2 separate regions of the Homo sapiens genome follow, and region 1 is linked to region 2. A link is an interaction called in ENCODE POLR2A ChIA-PET data of the cell type or tissue named here. Cell type or tissue: HepG2. All regions are shown on one strand. Each heading gives the region's core, and the rest is flanking DNA. Links, peaks and the distances in the headings are about the cores only.

Evidence for each region. ChIA-PET counts read pairs that join two places held together with the same protein. Peaks named below come from ENCODE experiments on the same cell type or tissue, not always from the same donor. Only the 100,000 strongest peaks of a DNase experiment are listed, where the experiment ranks them.
Region 1: POLR2A ChIA-PET joins it to region 2 with 12 read pairs; 10 of 35 experiments call an interaction of 5 or more read pairs at or near these places.

What each region holds. Positions count from the first base shown.
Region 1 is chr2:109,616,506-109,625,956 of GRCh38, reverse strand. SOWAHC (sosondowah ankyrin repeat domain family member C) reads right to left here. Exons shown (of 1, transcript NM_023016.4): 1 at 6,967-9,451. It also overlaps a transcript of RANBP2 not described here. Among named protein-coding and RNA genes, the nearest start is that of SOWAHC, 6.9 kb to the right of the region's middle. In HepG2, for the core only: no CTCF peak of the experiment used is centred there; a DNase peak (open chromatin) is centred at 1,816; H3K4me3 peaks cover 2,987 bases.
Region 2 is chr2:109,685,517-109,696,906 of GRCh38, reverse strand. LOC105373545 (a long non-coding RNA gene) reads right to left here and starts at 2,421. Exons shown (of 3, transcript XR_923175.2): 1 at 2,382-2,421; 2 at 1,389-1,597. It also overlaps a transcript of RANBP2 not described here. In HepG2, for the core only: no CTCF peak of the experiment used is centred there; DNase peaks (open chromatin) are centred at 2,476, 5,886 and 7,521; H3K4me3 peaks cover 689 bases.

The sequences.
Region 1 (9,451 bases), core at 1,440-9,439, 71 kb after region 2:
AAGGGAACACCACAGATCTAGTTCAGTTTCTCCACTTCACTCCCCTTCTCCCGGAGGTAACCATGTCTTTAATTTGGTCTTTATGGTCAATACTCTGACTAAGCATGCTTGTATCCCCAAATGAAACAGAATATTATTGTTTTGTTTTTACATTTTGTATACAGTGTATCCTACTCTACATTTCAGTCTGCAATTCGCTTTTCTTTCTCTTCATGTTATGATTTTGGATGCAACCCATGCTGGCATATATGGCTCTACTTCATTTATTTGTATTTTTATTTTATTTTATTTGAGACGGAGTCTTGCTCTGTCACCAAGGCTGGAGTGCAGTGGCGTGATCTCGGCTCACTGCAACCTCCACCTCCCGAGTTCAAGCGATTCTCCTTCCTCAGACTTCCGAGTAGCTGGGACTACAGGCACGTGCCACCATGCCCAGCTAATTTTTTTTTTTTTTTTTTGTATTTTTAGTAGAGACGGGGTTTCACCATCTTAGCCAGGGTGGTCTCGATCTCCTGACCTCGCGATCCGCCTGCCTCGGCCTCCCAAAGTGCTGGGATTACAGGCATGAGCCATTGCACCTGGCCTACTTCATTTATTTTTAACTGCTTTATACATGTCATTGTATGACAGCATCACAATTTATCTGTTCTCCATATGTTGGCTATTTGGGTTGTTCCCTTTTCTGCTGCTATTACAAACAATGCTGCAACAAATACCTATGCACATATGTTTGAGATCTCCAGGCCAGTGCCTGGGAATTCCCAGGGGCTAAAATGCAGATTCCAATTTAGTAGGACTCGGAGGGGCCTGAGATTATGCGTTTCTTTTTCTTTTCTTTCTTTTCTTTTCTTTTTTTTTTTTTTTTTTTTGTTGTTGTTGTTGTTGTTGAGATGTGTCACCAGGGCTGGAGTGCAGTGGTGCCATCTCCACTCACTAAAAGCTCCACCTCCTGGGTTCAAGCAATTCTCCTGCCTCAGCTTCCCAAGTAGCTGGGATTACAGGCACCCACCACCACTCCAGGCTAATTTTTGTATTTTTAGTAGAGACGGGGTTTCGCCATGTTGGCCAGGCTGGTCTTGAACTCCTGACCTCAGGTGATCTGCCCACCTTGGCTTCCCAAAGTGCTGGGATTACAGGAGTGAGCCACCATGCCCGGCTAGATTCTGCATTTCTAAGAAGAGGATACTGCTGGTTCCAAGGCCACCACTGGTGCAGCATACGCAATGAGAAGTGAAATAGTTGAGTTGAAGAGTATGTGTGTCTTCAACTGCGTTTCCAAGTAGTTTTTCCACATTACTCACCAGGGTGGCACTAATGACTCCCTTTCTGTGTATGAGAGTTCTCTTTGCACCACATCTTTAGCAGCACTTGGTACGATCAGACCACAATCTCAGATATCTAGACTATTCATTACCTCCCTACAAGGGAAGAAAAAGAGAAGCAGACCTCAAGCAACATTCTCCAGACAACTCACAGATGGCTGTAGATGGAAACCTGAAGAACACTCTAGTAGTGAAATCATGTTTGTGAGATGGGCAAGTTCAGCTGAAAGCATGTGTCATGGTTCAGAATAATGGTCAGAGTAGTAAAAGCGGTTGATTCTTCCAGGTGAATTTCTTAAAATATAATATGCATCATGTTACCTTCCTGCTCAAAAAGCTTCCCAGAGCCTCTTTCTGAATCAATTTCTCAGGCTAGCTTTCAAAGCGCTCTGCCAGATGGCCTCTACCTGCTCCGCTCTGCTTGCCTCCTGCCACCCCTCCCTGGAGCACCACCTGAGTGAAGGTTATCTCAGAACAATTTTGTAAGATGGGCTGAACTTTGGTGTTTGTTTTTGTCTTAGCCTCAGGCCACCCTCCATGCTCCCTTGGCCTCTTTTGAAGAAGTGAGTTTGCAAAGCTCTGAGTCAACCGCAGACCCAGCTCCTTCCCAAGCTGTGCAGTGCACAGAAGGCACCTATCACGTTGTTGTAAAATTAAATGGGCACAAAGATGACATAGGGGAAGACCCCTGTGTTTTGCCAAAAACTCTCTTGAGCACCTCTTGGCTGTCCAGACCCCATCCTGGGCTCTCCTGGGTCCTCTCCCTTCTCCTTTCCTCTCCCCACCCCAAACCTACCAACCTTGTTTTTGGAGTTCTTTTAGGAGATTGATTTTGGCTTCCATGGTGGTATCCACCTTCTTGATAAAGGCATCATGGTTTTCTAGAGGTTGATTACGGACCAAAGCATTCTCTTTCCTGGACAGAATTCTCTCACAGCACCCACCTGGGTGCACACCTTAAGCCATGAGCCATTTCAAGGTCAGACATTGGGAAGAATAATCAGAGTGGGATAGCTTTTAGGCAAATTCCACCTGACCACACAGAAACTGGAGTCGCCTGCCAAAAGCCATCCATCGGGGTCACTCTGGGTTTTAGTCAGGGGAAGCTCCAGATAGGTCACCCTCTTAGAGATCCAAGAATTGTGGGGCAGAGTCCGGACCGCAGGAGGCCAGCTGGCAAGAAGAGCTGTTCATTCTGTTAACCCATAAACAGCCCCCGAGTACAAGCCTGCTCAGGATAGCTGTGTGGCTGAGATATCCCCTCTGGAGAGCAGTTGGACAGTGGGCAAGAAAACTGGTGGTGCACCAGAGAGGGACATGCAGGGGCACAGAGGAGGACACTGACAAGTGGCCGGGGGTGGGTATGGGCTCAAGGAAGAGGCCACTAGGGATTTACAGGCAGGGAAAATAGCACCCTTTGTAATAGATTCCGATAGAACAAACATAACACTCCCGCCTGTGCCAAAATGAACTATCTTTTTGTTGTTGTTGTTGTTGTTTTCTTTTTTGAGACAGAGTTTCACTCTGTTGCCCAGGCTGGAGTGCAATGGCACAATCTCAGCTCAGTGCAAGCTCTGCCTCCTGGGTTCAAGTGATTCTTCTTTCTCAGCCTCCCGAGTAGCTGGGATTACAGGCCTGTGCCACCACACCTGGCTAATTTGTGTAGTTTTAGTAGACACAGGGTTTCACCATGTTGGCCAGCTGGTCTCGAACTACTGACCTCAGGTGATCCACCTGCCTCAGCCTCCCAAATTGCTGGGATTACAGGCATGAGCCACTGTGCCCGGCCTCAAAATGAACTATCAAAATTCTTTTAGTGGGTTGCAAATTTATAAATGTATAGTACGAAAACCAGATGCCGTGTTGCTGGTTTTCTTCTACGCTGGCGTTTAATCTCATGATTATGTGGAAGTGGGCTAAGCCCTTCCGTTAATGCTTAAGTGCTTAGACAAGTGAAAGGGGACTGGACAGAGGGGAGGTGAGCCTAAACAAAGAAATATAACTACACCTCAAATATTTTAGCAGCTCCACCATTCTGAGCTGAAGAAATATTCTTTCCTGACCCAAATTAATTTGATCCTAGGTGACACTGGAAAATGCAAACCCCTAAAAATCCAGTTCTAACCCTACTGCTGTGAAGTAACAACAGAGTGTTCAAGTCATTATCTGTCTCAATCATTAATGCTTGTTTTTGGTTCTTAGTTTGCTCTCTTCTGCAATAGTATGAATTTCCTGTATCATTTGTACTTCATTAGGTGCTAGCCCCATAAACTTCAGGCCAGTTGACTGTCTCTTATGTTCCCAAAGAAGTGGTATTTCCTGTACCACTAGGGCTTCCCACAAACCTTAGAGCCAGTCTGCCTGAGCACAAAGCTGAACTGCTAAGAACTAGCTTTGTGACCTTGGGCAAGTAGCAGCTATTTGGGTTTTTGCATTTCAGTTCTCCATCAGTAGAAGTGAGGTACTAGAATCAGGGAAGGGGTATTATGAGAGTTAAACAGCTTGCTTTTTATAAAGTACTTGAAACCTCATCGGGTATATATAGTAAGCTTCCTGAAAGTCTTAGCCGTCTTAGTCTTAACCTTAGTCTTGCTGCCATGTCAGCACCTAGGTGATTCTAAACCTGGCTAAGCCAAAGGTGATTCTTTGCTCAATAGTGCTGAACTGACTACAACCAAATAATTCCCTCTTTATTTATTTATTTATTTATTTATTTATTTTTGAGATGGAGTCTCACTCTGTGGACCAGGCTGGAGTACAGTGGTGCAATCTCAGCTCACTGCAACCTCCGCCTCCCGGGTTAAAGAGATTATCCTGCCTCAGCCTCCCAAGCAGCTGGGATTACATGTGCCCACCACTATGCCTAGCTAATATTTTGTATTTTTAGTAGAGATGGGGTTTCATTATGTTGGCCAGGCTGGTCTCGAACTCCTAACCTCGTGATTCACCTGCCTTGGCCTCCCAAAGTGCTGGGATTACAGGTGTAGGCCACCGCACCTGGCCATCATTGCCTCTTAAATGCAAATTCAAAGATCCAACATCAATATCAGAAATTTCTGGACAAATCTCAAGAATGCTCAATTATGTTTCTAAACTATTATATTCAAAGTTTCTTAGAGATCCAGAAGACTATTCTAATGGAGGGCTCCCAGGTTCTTTGATCAGAATAGCATAAAGTTGGGTTAAAAAAAAAAGTGGCTCACACATGTAATCCCAGCACTTTTAGGAAGCCGAGGTGGGCAGATCACGAGGTCAGGAGATCGAGACCATCCTGGCCAACATGGTGAAACCCCGTCTCTATTAAAATACAAAAAATTATCTGGGCGTAGTGGCGCGCGACTGTAGTCCCAGCTACTCGGGAGGCTGAGGCAGGGAAATCGCTTGAACCGGAGAGGCAGAGGTTGCAGTGAGCCAAGATCACGCCACTGCACTCCAGCCTGGCAACAGAGCAAGACTCCATCTCAAAAAGAAAACAACAACAACAAACCAACAACTTATATGATTCTACTTTATACCACTGGCAAAGCACTGGTTAACTTTATCCTAAGTTAGGCTGCTTTTGGCCAAAGCTTTGGTCAGAATGAATATGGTTTAGAGCAGTGTTTCTTGAGACAGAACTGGTCACAAGTGTGCTTTAAAATGATCTATTTTAAATTTTCAGGTGCTCATGCAACCTCTGACACATTTCCAAAGGCTGAATGTTCTATCTCACAAGGCAGTCCATGGTATGTTTAAAATGATTATTAGAAAGTTCTCCATGTTAAACTAAACTTCATTTCCCTATTCATTTGCTCTTTGGGATTTCACAGAATAAGTAGTCATTTGTATACCTGACAGTACTTAGACTATTTAAGGCCAATTAGAATAATTTCTCCTACAGGTCTTGGACTTGAGTCAGCTTGTAAGGAAACTTTCTTTCTTTCTATTTTTTTTTTGAGACAGAGTCGCTGTGATGCCCAGGCTGGAGTGCAGTGGCACAATCTCAGCTCACTGCAACCTCCGCCTCCCGGGTTCAAGTGATTCTCCTGCCTTAGCCTCCCAAGTAGCTGGGATTACAGGCATGCACCACCATGCTCAGCTAATTTGTGTATTTTTTGTAGAGACTGGGTTTCACCATGTTGGCCAGGCTGGTCTTGAACTCCTGACCTCAGGCGATGCTCCTGCCTCGGCCTCCCAAAGTGCTGGGATTACATGCGTGAGCCACCACGCCCAGCAAAATTTTCTTATAATCAAATTTACTCTTGAAAATCTCTTAAATCGCTCACGAAGTACAGTTCTAATAAAGCTGATTTTATCTTCAGGATTGGAATAACTTGCTGTTCTTTTGGCTGAGCTGCAGATGAACTGATAGGCTGGTATTTAAGAGCCATGTTATATAAAAAAACTATTCACATAGCATGAATGCATGTAATTGAATTATCCATATTATGTAACATTATAAAATATTTAATGTTTTCCATTAAAAGACCCTTACTGAGTACCTTCAACATGCCAGGCACTGTGCAAGGGTAGAACATTTGTCACACATTCCTTACCAATGCATCGATGTGGAAAAATAGGCTATTAGTTAACAGAATAGGAAAGCTACTTACTGAGATGAAACTGACATTTAAAGAGAAGATTGAGAAAAAAAGTATAGTGTTCTTCATGGAAAAAGCAGGTAGTTATGTGAACCACATGACTTCTGTATCTTGAGAAACAAGTTTCTGTAGAGTCATCTTCCAACCCTCTAATATTCAGTGATTTATGAAGACTTGGGTGATCATTGAAGGAATACTGGTTTACAGCAAATTCCAAGTATTTAATCCTGGAATTAATCATGTAAGAAACTCCAAATAATGCTATTTACTTAGCAAAATAAAAATAATTTTTACTAGGAAAATTTCAAAAATATCTTTAAGTGAACTGGTTAATAAATCCTTTTAAGACATGTACTTCTAAGGAAAGAAGTTATTCTAGAAAAACAAACTACTTATCTAGTCTTTCAGTGATCCTGAAAAATATTTTATGGGTTATCATAAAACAAGAATAACCCCAGCAGCCATCACAGTGGGATCTCCCGGATAGAGCAATAGTGGGCGATTACACCAAAGGAGTACCACATCCCTTTGCCATTCAACAGAGTTGAATTTTGCTAAAAATACAGATCACAGGAAGCCTTGATGAGGTAATTAACTCTCAATGCTTCACAGAGGCTGAAAAATGAAAAACGGTATTCCTACACCTGTCTTGAAGTCAGCCCTGGGTAGGGCAGGTTTATGGCAGATGGTGTGTGCAAAACCCATACAGCTTTTTTTTAGGTAGTGGTGGAGGTATTACCTTCTCTCCAAGTTGATTCCTCCATCACTGGTGCCAAACTACAGCAGTTTTGCTAAAAATGTGGCAATTCAATGTGCAGAAAAGATAACGTTGTGGGAAAGCCCTGACTCTTATAATCTTACTAACAGCTTTTTACTGTGTGACCCTGAACAACCATTAACCTCTATTTTCTTATCTGTAAGTCAACAATATATGGCCCATAATCTTAAGGGATAGGAAAAGGGTCAAATAAACTGAAACTTCAAAAAGCATTTTGTGAACTGTAAAACACAGTATATGTAAAAAGTCTAAAGGACGACAGAAACTTAGACAATTCAGAGAAAAATTCTACTGTGAACATTTTATTTTCACAAAACAAACTTTACAGATTTTACAATCTCCCAAATTTCACTTATTTAAAAATAGGAGAGACAAGGCAACCTAGACTCCAAGATTGCAGGCGTGAAAAAACTAGTACCAGATATTCAAGTTATATATGCAAACTGCATTTTATATACCATGAAAGTGAAATGTGACAAACACTCACTAGTTTCAAGTGTACCTTATAAGAAACACATGGACATACTTGGGTTTTTTAACCACATAGTCTCATATCAATAAACATCTAAGTATCTGACATGTATTTTTCCATTAAAGGTAGGCACAACTCTATGAATATCAAATTATATCAATCATTTGCTTTTTATAATCTTGACTGGAAACTGAAAAATAAGAGGAATGTAAAGTTAAGTAGCCGAAAATGCTACTTACTGCACAAAAGCACATCATGAAAAGGAATGCTAGAAGTAGTTCTCCTCAGGAATGGGTTTTTGAAAATTTAAAATATTATTTTATCAGAAAAGTTAAAGCCTTCAGTGGGAAAACCATGGTAAATGACATATTGACTCAATCTCTAAAGCCCTGGCAAATTATAGATTTTGTGCAATTAGTGACCAACATATACATTTAAGAGATAATACTGACTGTTGACCAGAACCTTCTGATGGTTCTGAAGCATCTGCTCTTTAGAGTTACTTCAGCTTTACATGTCTATGAAATTTAAGATTCCTCAATGGGATGTTATAGCTTATTCTGCACTAGATACAAGTAATATGTATAGATTTAGAACAAATGACTACTTTTCACCTTCCAGGAGCCTGTTTTTATTTATACAAAATTAGATTGGTTTTTCACCCACATGTATGCATAAGTGCTTCTCAAATTTACACCGTTCATATCTGAAATCCCACAATAAATGCAAATAAATGGATACTAGTTTATATATTTCATATTTTCATTCATCTTTTTTTTTTTTTTTTTTGAGACAGAGTCTCCGTTGCCCAGGCTGGAGTGCAGTGTCGTGATCTTGGCTCAACTGCAACCTCCACCTCTCAGGTTTAAGTGATTCTCATGCCTCAGCCTCCTAAGTAGCTGGGACTACAGGCACGCACCACCACGCTCGGCTAATTTTTGTATTTTTAGTAGAGACAGGTTTTCACCATGTTGGCCAGGCTGGTTTCAAACTCCTGGCCTCAAGTGATCCACCTGCCTCGGCCTCCCAAAGTGCTGGGATTACAGGCATGAGCCACCATGCCTGGCCTTTCATCCATCTTTAAACAAATTCAATGACCATCTAGAGACAGATGTGACCAAAGTGTTACAAATTTCTATGCATTTTCTATGAATTGCTCTGTGCAGTTCACACATGGGTTCATTCACCCCGCAGGCTGTGAACTTCCTTATCCTGTAGGCTGCAGGTACTTAGGTTTCAGCAACTACGCGACCCAAAAGACTAAAGGAGGACTTGTTTAAATTAGTCCCTCTCAAAAATTGTTTCCAATCTTATAACAAACAGATTTAATATGCTTGTGGGTTAAATTTTAAAGTAGTTATGAAGCCATTTACTCTAATATAAATGAATGAAATGTAATTAAGAACCATACTTAAACGAGTACTTAATTTTAATGAATGGTATTTTTCATTTATATACAAAGGAATAGCCAGCAGCATTTAAATATAGAAATAGTCCCATCTCTTCTCTATTCCCTTTTATAAAGTGCCATTTTAATTGGGTAGATTTACTACCCAGATTTTCAGTAACTACAGGATAGGTATCTAATTGTCAAGAAAAGCTTGGAAAATTAAGTTTAGCATTTTAAACATTTGTAAAACATTGCTACAAGTCATAGAGACTACCAATGTATTAAAATAAAAAGTGTACCTTACATAAGAATCATTAAGTTGGTTTAATAATTACTTCACAGAAACATGGGCTCATGAATACTTAGGCCAATTTGTGCTAATTATTTAAACCAGAAACAGTTTCTGTAGGTAATTCAGCTCTAAGCACCATTAAATAGGGTTATGCCAAATAGAACAATGGTTAAATAATCCTCAGAATAAACACCCCAGCAAATTCAAACTTTTAGAATAGTAACAAAAGTTAGTGAGAATCCGAAAGAGAGGCAACATTTTATTGAAAACTATCATAGGCTGCTAAGTGTTCTCTTTAAATAAAATTTTGTGTAGTTATTAATGTACCTTAACACTGGTGTACCTTAATAGTGGTGTTAGAGATAGGTGGAAACCATACTACAGAAGTGAATGTTGCCTGTTTCTTTTGTTCAGTGATTAAAACTGAAATTGCTTTTAAAAAAATAATTTAACTGCTACTTACAATACACATAAAATACCAAGAAGATTCCCATTTTATTCACATTATTCTCTAATTAGTATTTTTGCATTTCAACTTTGATCTGACCTTCAGTAGTACCTTAAAATGCAAATGCAATTAGTAAAAACGGGGCAGCCTGTCGTTTTCACACTTAGAA
Region 2 (11,390 bases), core at 1,768-9,767:
ACTCAGGAGACTGAGGTAGGAGGATCACTTGAGCCCAGGAGTTTGAGGTTGCAGTGAGCTGTGATCATGCCACTGTACTCCAGCCTGAGTGACAGAGTGAGACCCTGTCTCAAAAAAAAAGATTTATATAAATGGAGAGGTGTACCATGTTCATGAATTACAATACTCGCTACTGTTAATATGTCAATTCTCCCCAGTTGGTATATAGATTTAATACAATTCCGATAAAATCTCAGCAGGTTTTTTTAAACTTAAGCTTGCATGAAAATGTAAAATACCTAAAATAGCCAAACCAAGTTTGAAAAAGAACAATGGTTGGAGGAATTATACTAACCAATTTTAAGACCAAGAAGCTAAGGTTGTCAAGACTTTAGGAATGGCATTAGAGTAGGCATGTAAATCAACGGAACAGAACAGATTCCAGAAATGAACCCACATATTTCATCTCTGACAATTATGCCAAGGTGACACAATAGGCAAAATATAGTCTTTTCAACAAATGGTGATGAAATAATCAGATATCCATAAGGAATCTTATTTCACATATATACAAAAAGTAATTTGAAATAGATCATAGACCTAAATATCAGATATAAAACTATATAATTTCTGAAGAAAATCTGGGAGAAAGTCTTTATTATCTTGGTTGGGCATGGTGGCTCATGCCTGTAATCCCAGGACAGTGGGAGGCTGAGGCAGGCAGATCACGAGGTCAGGAGTTTGAGACCAGCCAGGCCAACATGGTGAAACCCCATCTCTACTAACAATACAAAAAATTAGCCAGGCATGGTGGCAGGTGCCTGTAATCGCAGCTACTTGGGAGGCTGAGGCAGGAGAATCACTTGAACCCGGGAGGTGGAGGTTGCAGTGAGCTGAGACCAGGCCACTGCACTGTGGCCTGGGCAATAGAGTGAGACTCTATCTCAAAAAAAAAGAAAAAGTGAGAGAGGAGGAGGGGAAGAGAGGGAAGAGAAAAGAAAAGGAGCTGAAGGAGAAGGAAGAGAAGTTCCCCCCAAATCCTGTCCTCCCTAACTAAAGTGCTGAGAAAACTGTGGCCTAACAACAAAAAAAACCTTTTTGGCAAATTCTACCACACTCCAGCTAAAAGTTAATGGAAAAACTGCCCCCAGCAGTTTTAGCAAAACTGAGTAAGAAGCTGGTCTTTCCCCCTATACCTCTGTCCCATGGAAGCAGGTGCCAGTGCTCCAATTTCTCCGTGTAGTGGTGTCAGCAAAGCTGAGCAAAGATTTGATAGCTGAAGCAAAAATCATTAATTTCTATCTATCTCCTATCTGATAGAAGCAGGTGATACCCCGATTTTCCCACCAAGGTAGTATCAGTGGGGTCCAGCATCAATCAAGCTGAACCACCAGCCCCACCGGTAGCACCTGCTGGTTCCATGTTTGCTGAGATGGTGTTGACAGGACCCATGGGAAGCAGAATTCACAATCATAAGCTTTCATGCTGCATCTCAGCAGGGACTACTGGGTAAACACAAGGAGATTGCAGAGGATCCAGAGTCTCAAAATTAGTATCCAAAATATCCAGGGTAGAGTTGAAAATTATTCATCAAACCAAGAAGCAGGAAAATCACAACCTGAATGAGAAAAGTCAATAGACATTAACACCAAGATGAATCTCATGTTGGAATTATCTGGAAGGGTTTTAAAGCAGCCAATATAGAAATGTTTCAACAAGCAATTAAGAATTCCCTTAAGCAAAAAGAAAAAAAAATTCTTTGCAAAGAAAGAGAGGTTATAAAAAGGATTCAAATGGAAATGATGGAACAAGAAAATAGAAGAAATGAAATTTTAAAACTCTCTGAGTGGGCTCAATAGTATAATGGAAATGAGAGGAGATAGAATCAGAGATCCTGAGAACAAATCAGTAGAATTTACCCCATCTGAGCAATGGAGAAAACAGACTGGGAAAGAGGTGGAACAGGAACCCATATGACAATAACAAAAGAGCTAATATTTCTACTGGGGAGTCATAGAAGGAAACCGAGAGTGGGACTGAAAAGTCTTTGAAGAAATAATGGCCAAAAACTTCCCAAATCTGGAGATACACACACACACACACACACACACACACACACACACACATCCCTATGGATATATACATACAGATTGAGTATCCCTAATTAGAAAATCCCAAATCCAAAATGCTCCAAAATCCAAAACTTTTTGAATGCCAACATGATGCTGAAAGGAAATGCTCATTGGAGCTCTTCACATTTCGGATTTTCAGATTAGGAAAATCTGAAAATTTCCTCAGTTACTTCTTTATAGCAATGTGAGAACAGCCTATTATACCTTATTTGAAAAGCCTGGGACCACAAGTGTTGTTTTGGGATTTTGGAATATTTGCATTATGCTTACCAGTTCAGGCAGGAGAATCGCTTGAACCTGGGAGGTAGAGGTTGCAGTGAGCCGAGATTGTGCCACTGCATTCCAGCCTGATGACAGAGTGAGATTCCATCTCAAAAAAAAAAAAAAAAGAGGTTTAGTTGGCTCACAGCTCTGCAGGCTGTAGAGGAACCATAGCAGGCTTCTGATTTTGGGGAGGGCTCAGGAAGCTTCCAGTCATGGCAGAAGGCAAAGAAGAAGCTTACCTGTCACACTGCCAGAGCAGGAGCAAAGAGAGTGAAGGGGGAGGTGCCACACACTTTTAAACAAGCATAGTGAGAACTCACTATCCTGAGGAAATTACCAAGGGGATAGTGCCAAGCCATTCATGAGAAATCCACCCCCATGATCCAATCTCCTCCCACCAGGCCCCACCTCCAACATTGGGGATTACAATTCAACATGAGATTTGGTGGGGACACAGACCCAAACCACATTATAAGAGATACTCAATGTTTGTAGACACACACATGCACACACACAGGCATACCTCATTTCGTTTTGCTTTGCTTTACTGCACTTTGCAGCTATTACATTTTTTACAAATTAAAGGTTTGTGACAACCCTGCTGTGGACCCTGAATATCTGAGACAGGTCTCAGTTATTTTGCCAAGGTTGAAGATGGGCACCCATGACACAGCCTCAGGAGGTCTTAAAGACATGTGCCCAAGGTGGTCAGAACACAGTTTGGTTTTATAAATTTTAGGGAGACATGAGACATCAATCAACATATTTAATATGAACATTGGTATATTACTCTGCTTTCGTGCTGCCGATAAAGACATACCTGACATGGGTAATTTATAAACCAAAAGAGGTTTAATGAACTCACATTTCCACATGGCTGAAGAGGCCTCACAATCATGGCAGAAGGTGAAAGTCACGTCTTACGTGGTGGCAGGCAAGAGAGAGAAATAAGAGTCAAGTGAAAGGGGAAACCCCTTATAAAATCATCAGATGTTGTGAGACTTACTCACTACCACGAGAACAGTATGGGGGAAACCACCCCATGATTCAATTATCTGCCACCAGGAGTTGTGGGCCGGGTGTGGTGGCTCACACCTGTAATACCAGCACTTTGGGAGGCCGAAGCGGGTGGATCACTTGAGGCCAGCCTGGCCACACAGTGAAACCCCGTCTCTACTAAAAATAGAAAAAAACAGCTGGGCATGGTGGCACACACTTGCAATCCCAGCTTACTCGGGAGGGTGAGGCATAAGAATCACTTGAACCCAGGAGGTTGCAGTGAACTGAGATCGTGCCACTGCACTCCAGCCTGGGCGATAGAGTGAGATTCCCTCTCAAAAAATAAAAAAATAAAAATAAGGGGTTGTGGAGACCAAGATTTTATCAAGCAGATAAAGCCTTCAGGTAGCAGGCTTCAGAGAGAATAGACTGCAAATGTTTCTTATCAGACTTAAAGAGTCTGCTCTAGCAGTCTTAAGGTCTCTGTGTTGATGTTAATGCTGGTAAGCTGTGCCTGAATTCCAAAAGGGCAGACGGTATAATGAGATATGTCTGACACCGTGGCGGGTGCCTGTAATCCCAGCTACTCAGGAGGCTGAGGCACGAGAATCGCTTGAACCCGGGAGGTGGAGGTTGCAGAGAGCCGAGATCGCACCATTGCACTCCAGCCTGGGGGACAAGAGCAAGACTTCATCTCAAAAAAAAAAAAAAAGAAAGAAAGAAAAAAGAAATACAAGTTGAATGAGTGACGGTTAAAAGATGAGGAACGAGGCGCATGTGGGCCCTTCCCTCTGCAATTTCAGAGGTGAATTTATGCAGGCAGCCACTTAGCTGCTTCTTGGGAAACCAAATGATTGACTTAGGGAAAGGAGAAATGGCACCGGGCCGCAGTGGGGAAGTGGGCCTCCCTCCCACAGGCTTCCTCGCTTTCTCCCACACGGCCTCGGCCTCCAGCTGAGCCAAAACCAAACAAAAACCCAAGGACCTTCTTAACAAGGAGAGAAGCAGACGGCCTCTCAGCTTGGATTTTGTTTCTCTCAGTTCTGCTCTCACATTTGATTTTTATTGAGATATAATTTGCATACTATAAAAACCACCCCCTAAGGTAAACAACTCAGTGGTTTAGAGTCTGTTCTCAGAGTTGTGCATCTGCCACCACCGTAACCACTTTAGAACACTTTATTACCCCAAGGAGATGTGCCACCCCTCTGCTGTAACCCCAGCGCCCTCCCCACCGCCCCCAGCCTGAGGCAGCCCCCTCTCTGCCTTCTGTTTTATGTGTTTGCCTATCAGAGACAGTTCCCCTAAATAGAATCACGTACCATGTGGCCTTTCGTGTCTGGCTTTTTTCTGCTGCCACATTTTATCCACTCCTGATTCAGAACACAAAAACCTAAAATGTGCAAGGGATGGATTTGGGTTTGATAGGCAGAAATTGAAAACTGATCATGGGCCGGGCATGGTGGCTCACGCCTGTAATCCCAGCACTTTAGGAGGCCGAGGCGGGTGGATCATGAGGTCGGGAGTTCAAGACCAGCCTGGCCAAGATGGTGAAACCTCGTCTCTACTAAAAAATACAAAAATTAGCTGGGCACGGTGGCGGGCGCCTGTAATCCCAGCTACTCGGGAGGCTGAGGCAGGAGAATTGCTTGAACCTGGGAGGTGGAGTTTGCAATGAGCCGAGATCGTGCCACTGCGCTCTAGCCTGGGTGACAGAGCAAGACTCTGCCTCAAAAAAAAAACCAAAAAAACTGATCATGAACTTTCCAGGGGGCCTAAAGTTGGAGGTGGAAACAGGGCTGCATGTGTCCAGGGCCCCCACAGAGGCTCTGTTTTACTCTATAGATTTGTGTTCTGGTTGCTTGTCCCTCCCTATCCCCTCCTTACCCCTTCTGGGGGCAGAAGGAACCAGAGCTTGCAACCCAGGAGATCACCTGAGGTACCCCCAAGTCCCCTTTTTGGAGGCTGGCAGAACTCTCGGAAATTCATTCTAGACCTAGCCTGGCCCCTGAAGCTAAGCTGCCCTAGCCAAGTGCAGGGTAGTCCTGGGAGTTCCTGCTTGGATCCAGCTCAGAACAGAGCCCTAGAAACAGGCCTGAGTGAGCTCAGAGACCAGCCCCACCAGGCCCCGGTCCAACCCAGCCTTATGCCTGGCAGCACTGATTGATCACCGACCTGTGGCTCTGGGTTGCTCTGTCCGCATGTCCCCACGTTTAGACCGAGACCACTATTGCTAATGTGGTATCCACTAAAAACCTGTCATCTAAGAGAAATTTCTCTCCCAATAGTCCACAGCTGATGGGGCCTGGTTGCGTTACTTGAACATCAGTGCACTTTTCCATTTTTCTTTAAACACACTTGCTAGGCTTCTGGCAAGGGCTATTGTAAACACTTCCCATCATTCCTACGTATTTTTAGCCTCAAGTTCTGCAGTGCCAGGAGAGATCCAAGGTCTTTGCTCTGTCATTTGTAAAGAACCTGCCTTGCAGCAGGACAGAGCTGATTGCTCTGGTGTTTATGGTTGAACATTGTCAAACCTGCAGAACTGGCTGTCCCTGATCTAGGAGGTGCCCCATCAATGACATGAGAAACACAAAACAAAGCCAGGACTAGGCTGAGAAGAGATAATCACAAGGTCAATGTCCAGAACTCCCTAGTTACTGAGTGTACATGAAGGAAGAAGGTGGGGCAAAGGGAAAAAACAAAGTCAGGAAGGGGTAGGCCTAGGCTTAGCAGAATTCTACCCCCCAACACACCCCACCCCCAGCCCTGCCCCGCATTCCCCTTCCATACCCAAGGTGTTTCTCAGGAGCTTACTGATGGTGAACGTCTGGAAGGCCGGCCTGGCTCGTCCCTCACTGGCTGTGCTGCCTTAAACAACTTGCTCATTCTCAAGGGACTCTGGGATTCCTCTGCCCCTGGGTGGCTTCCTTTGTCACACGTGCCAGGAGCATGCTAAGAACGTAATTAATAAGGCTACTGTGAAAGGAAAATAAATCTTGAGGCCCCTAAATCACTAAGCTAAATGGGAAAGTCAAGCTAGGAACTGCTTAGGGCAAACCTGCCTTCCATTCTATTCAAAGTCATCCCTCTGCTCACTGAGATAAAGGCATATCTGATTGCCTTCTTTGGAAAGGCTAATCAGAAACTCAAAAGAATGCAACCATTTGTCTCTCATCTACCTATGACCTGGAAGTGCTCCCACAACTTTGAGTTGTCCCGCCTTTGCTTCGAGTTGTCCCGCTTTTCCAGACCGAACCAACGTTCATCTTACATATGTTAATTGATGTCTCCCGTCTCCCTAAAATGTATAAAACCAAGCTGTGCTCTGACCACCTTGGGCACATAGCAGGACCTCGTGAGGCTGTGTCACTGGCATGCATCCTTAACTTTGGCAAAATAAACTTCCTAAATTGGCTGAGACCTGTCTCAGATACATTCAGGGTTCACAGTACCATGGTGGGTAGCTGTTTCCCTCACTGGACCAATAACTCCTAGAGAACAAGCACCAAAGAGCTTTGATCTTTGTGCCGTACGTGCATACCCCCAATAGGTACATAATCCAGCTCAGGAAATTTCATAAATGCTGGTTAAATCGAATACAATTTAGGTAAGGAGAGAGAGTGAACACAGATACTAATTTTTGGAGTTCAGTTATCACTTTTTTTTGGAAAAACATTTTGTTGTTCAGAGACACTTGGCAATGGAATAACTCTTAACAAAAGAGCAGTATTTATGAGTTAAGTGTAGATAATCCAACCCATATGGATGAAATTTCCCTTTAAGTGCTTGACTATGCTTTTAGAAATTGAGCAGAGATGAGGGGGGAAGGAAGGAAGAGAGCGTTTGGCAGAAGGAATTTTAGAGTTTGCTGAACCAGAATGTAGCGGGAAAAAAATCTCAGTTGAAGGCCTGGCTGGATTTTGTCATTGCTAATGAGAAGCAGGTACTGAAAATATGCTACAGCTCCTTGCAAATCTTACCAGGAATTGTTGCCTGCTGACCTCTCTGCTCTTCTATGCCTGCTGACCCCAGATGCTAGCATAGGATAAAGCTGCCCAGTTTAAATGTACATTCAACCCTGTTATTTGTCCTCAATGGATTTGAAAAAAGGTGTTAGAATTCAGGCTGCAAAGGTCCATCTAGGAGGCCTATGGAATGTCACATGTCCCCCAACCTATGTGCACCTATTTGGCAAGCTCTCTCTGCTGCCCAGGCATGCTGTTGTGGGTCTTTCCAAAAGCCTGTCTGCAGCTCCCAGGGCTGTTCCTAACTGCCTACCAGATTTTCAGGCAGAGGTAACAGGTTCCTAGAAAATGTCATCCAGGCCGGGCACGGTGGCTCACGCCTGTAATCTCAGCACTTTGGGAGGCCGAGGTGGGTGGATCACCTGAGGTCAGGAGTTCAAGATCAGCCTGGCCAATATGGTGAAATCCCGCCTCTACTAAAAGTACAACAATTAGCTGGGCGTGGTCTTGGGTGCCTGTAATCCCACCTACTCGGGAGGCTGAGGCAGGAGAGTCGCTTAAACCCAGAAGGCAGAGGTTGCAGTGAGCCGAGATCATGCCATTGCACTCCGCCTGGGTGACGAGTGAAACTCCGTCTTAAAAAAGGAAGGAAGGAAGAAAGGAAGGAAGGAAGGAAGGAAGGAAGGAAAATAAATGTAGGCCAGGAAAGGAAGCTATAGACAGCATTGAGGAAGAGGAAACAATTTTACATTGATTCTTTTTTTTTTTTTTTTTTTTTTTTTTATTGAGACAGAGTCTCGCTCCGTCACCCAGGCTGGAGTGCAGTGGCACAATCTCGGCTCACTGCAACCTCCGCCTGCCGGGTTCAGTAGACTCTCCTGCCTCAGCCTCCTGAGTAGCTGGGACTACAGGCGTGCGCCACTACGCCCAGCTAATTTTTGTATTTTTAGTAGAGACAAGGTTTCACCACGTTGGTTGGCCAGGATGGTCTTGATCTCTTGACCTCGTGATCCACCCACCTCGGCCTCCCAAAGTGCTGGGATTACAGGCGTGAGCTGCCATGTCCTGCAATTTTACATTGATTCTAAAGGAAAAGTAGGGGCTCCAACAGAGTCTCTTTTCAGCTCACAGGAGGCTGCCCATGTCAGGGGACTGCAGGGGTCGCGCTCCTGAGAGTGTGCCCAGGAAGGACAAGTGTTCACTGGAGAGCCTTCACAGAGCCAAAGCCATCAGAGGATGTCCTCTGAGGAACGAGGCCCAGTCTATACAGCAGCTTGTCCCAGGGAGGGGTTGCCAAGGCCTGGACCCCAAGATCTCATCCACAGGGCACCATAGGCCTCAGGAGGGCCTTTCCTGCTGTTGCCCCGAGAAATAGGCAACTCTGTGACTCCTCGGGACTGAAAACCAAACAGAACGTACACTCCAACAAGACAGGTCACAGCCACACATGCGGAGCAGTTTCCCAGCCAGGCATTGCTGGTCCCAAGACCCTGGGGTGTCATTTTCCTTCTGTCTTACCACCCTCTCCCACCCAGGCTCTCCTTTCCTATCACTATTTTTCTGTTTTCTGGTTTGTTCATGTCATCATTAAAATCTCCTGACCCAGCCTGGGCAACATGGCGAAAAGCCCATCTCTGTTAAAAATACAGAAAAATTAACTGGACATGGTGGTGCACGTGTGTAGTCCCAGCTACTCAGGAGCCTGAGGTGGAAGGATCACCTGAGTCCGGGAGGTCTGAGGCTGCAGTGAGCCATGATCGCACCACTGCACTCCATCCTCAGCAACAGAGTCAGACCCTGTTTCAAAAAAAAAAAAAAAAAAATCCCCTGACCTGAGGAACTTTGGAAGGCAGTTCTGTGGCTGGATCCCATCAGGCCAGGACCATAAGAATGGTACAGAGTCGCTACAGAGCAGGTGTGGATTTTCTCCTCACAGGGGCAGGTGTACACTCAGGTTGAAGACAGTAAATGTACTGTGGTCGAGGAGAGCCAGGTTTCCCACAGCTGGAGAAATAAGTTACAAATGAGGCTAGGTTGAACTTGTGGTGCGAGATTGGCCTCACAGGTGTGGATATGAATTCATTCTAGAGCCCATTCTAGAGCCCATTCTCCAAGAAGAGAAACCAGGGCTCCTCAGAGAGGAGCTGGTTCTAGGGATGGGGCAGGGAAAATACAAGATGGGCCTGAACATCTTATGGAGCCAAAATATAAGAAGTGCTCAAAAATCAAATGGGGACTATCAAAAGGATACAGGGCTCAGCATGCAGGAGCTCATGACGTTGTTAATTATAACCCCCAAATAAAAGTCTTTGTTGATACAAATAAATAACTGAATGAGCCACTTAATTGAGTGCATTGAGCCCTACAAGTGGCGGGCAAGGCACACAGACCCAGATGTCTCTGCTCATGGCAGCTACACAAAGAAAATCCTCGTGAGTGAAAAAAAAATCAGATGTTCTCTATGCGGGGGAAGAGGCTGTATTTAAAGGACAAATATCTTTTATAAAACATTTATGGGACTATGAGCATTATTTTATTTACATAGGCATATTTAGGATGTAAGCTCTTTCCTGTTCAAACCAGCAACTTTAGGATTAGGAATGAAAACAACTTTATGTACATTTATCACATCTACAATGGTTTAAATGAAAGTACTGAAACTGACCAGGCACAGTGGCTCATGCCTGTAATTCCAGCACTTTGGGAGGCAGATCGCTTGTGCTCAGGATTTCCAGACCAGCCTGGGCAACATGGTGAAACCCCATCTCTACAAAAAATACAGTAAGTTATCTGGGCATGGTGGCACACACATCTGGTCCCAGCTACTCAGGAGGCTGAGACAGGAAGATTGCTTGAGCCCAGAAGGTGGAGGTTACTGTGAGCTGAGATCATGTCACTGCAGTCCGACCTGGATAATAGAATGAGACTCTGTCTTAAAAAAAAATAGTAAGAAGCCGGACGCTGTGGCTTACGCCTGTAATCCCAGCACGTTGGGAGGCCGAGGCGGGCAAATCACGAGGTCAGGAGTTCAAGATCAGACTGACCAACATGGTGAAACCCCGTCTATACTAAAAATACAAAAATTAGCCTGGCATGGTGGCGGGCGCCTGTAATCCCAGCTACTCGAAAGGCTGAGGCAGGAGAATGGCGTGAACCCGGGAGGCAGAGGTTGCAGTGAGCCGAGATTGTGCCACTGCACTCCAGCCTGGGCGGCAGAGTAAGGCTCCGTCTCAAAGAAAAAAAAAGTACTAAAACCAATTGACTTAAACATGATTTGAGCTTGATGCTCCAGTTTAACCTAAGAAGTGTCCAGCCTCCCGTAGAACTTCCAGTGGCCACGGGCTCAGGGCTTAACTTGCTTCAACACAAACCCAGGGCCCTCCCCACCTTTCTCCCAGCTCCCCACAGCACTGCCAGTGCTCCCCAAGATACCAATGTGATTGAGCAAAATGGCGAAACCACCTAAAAACTAAAAATAAAAAGGTATTGAGATATGAAAACCAGAGTCTGGGAGACAAGGAAATTCTAAAATTTATGAAATTAACTACAAGCCCCTCTAAAAATAACTGTTCTGTGAAATTTTCCAGGCATTTTTAAACACCCATATATCTTCCCTCGTGGTTTAGATTTTGTTTTTTGGGGGGGTTTTACCCAAAACTCTCTCTCCTCCTTTTGTTCCATGCTCTTCCCAACTCTCCAGCAGCTGATGACTCCAGAAACCATTCGTCCTCACTCTGTCCTTGTCCCTCCCTTGCCCTCTGAATCTGAACCATTTCCTCCTTTGTTTTGTGACCTTCATATAACCCTTCCCACAAACTGACAGCCATTTAAAATAAACCAGAACCAGAACCACAGCAAACCAGCAACCCCAATCCACATGCCCTCTGTGAACCTCACTGACTTGAACATTGCTGTTGATCTCATGGGGCTGCTCTGCCCAGCAGGGGAGGTCCACCAGGCCGTGCAGGGGGCAAGGGCTGCTCCTATCACAGCCTTCCACATGCTTGCAGCACCCAGCAGAATGCTGTGCACAGGATGAGTGTTCAGA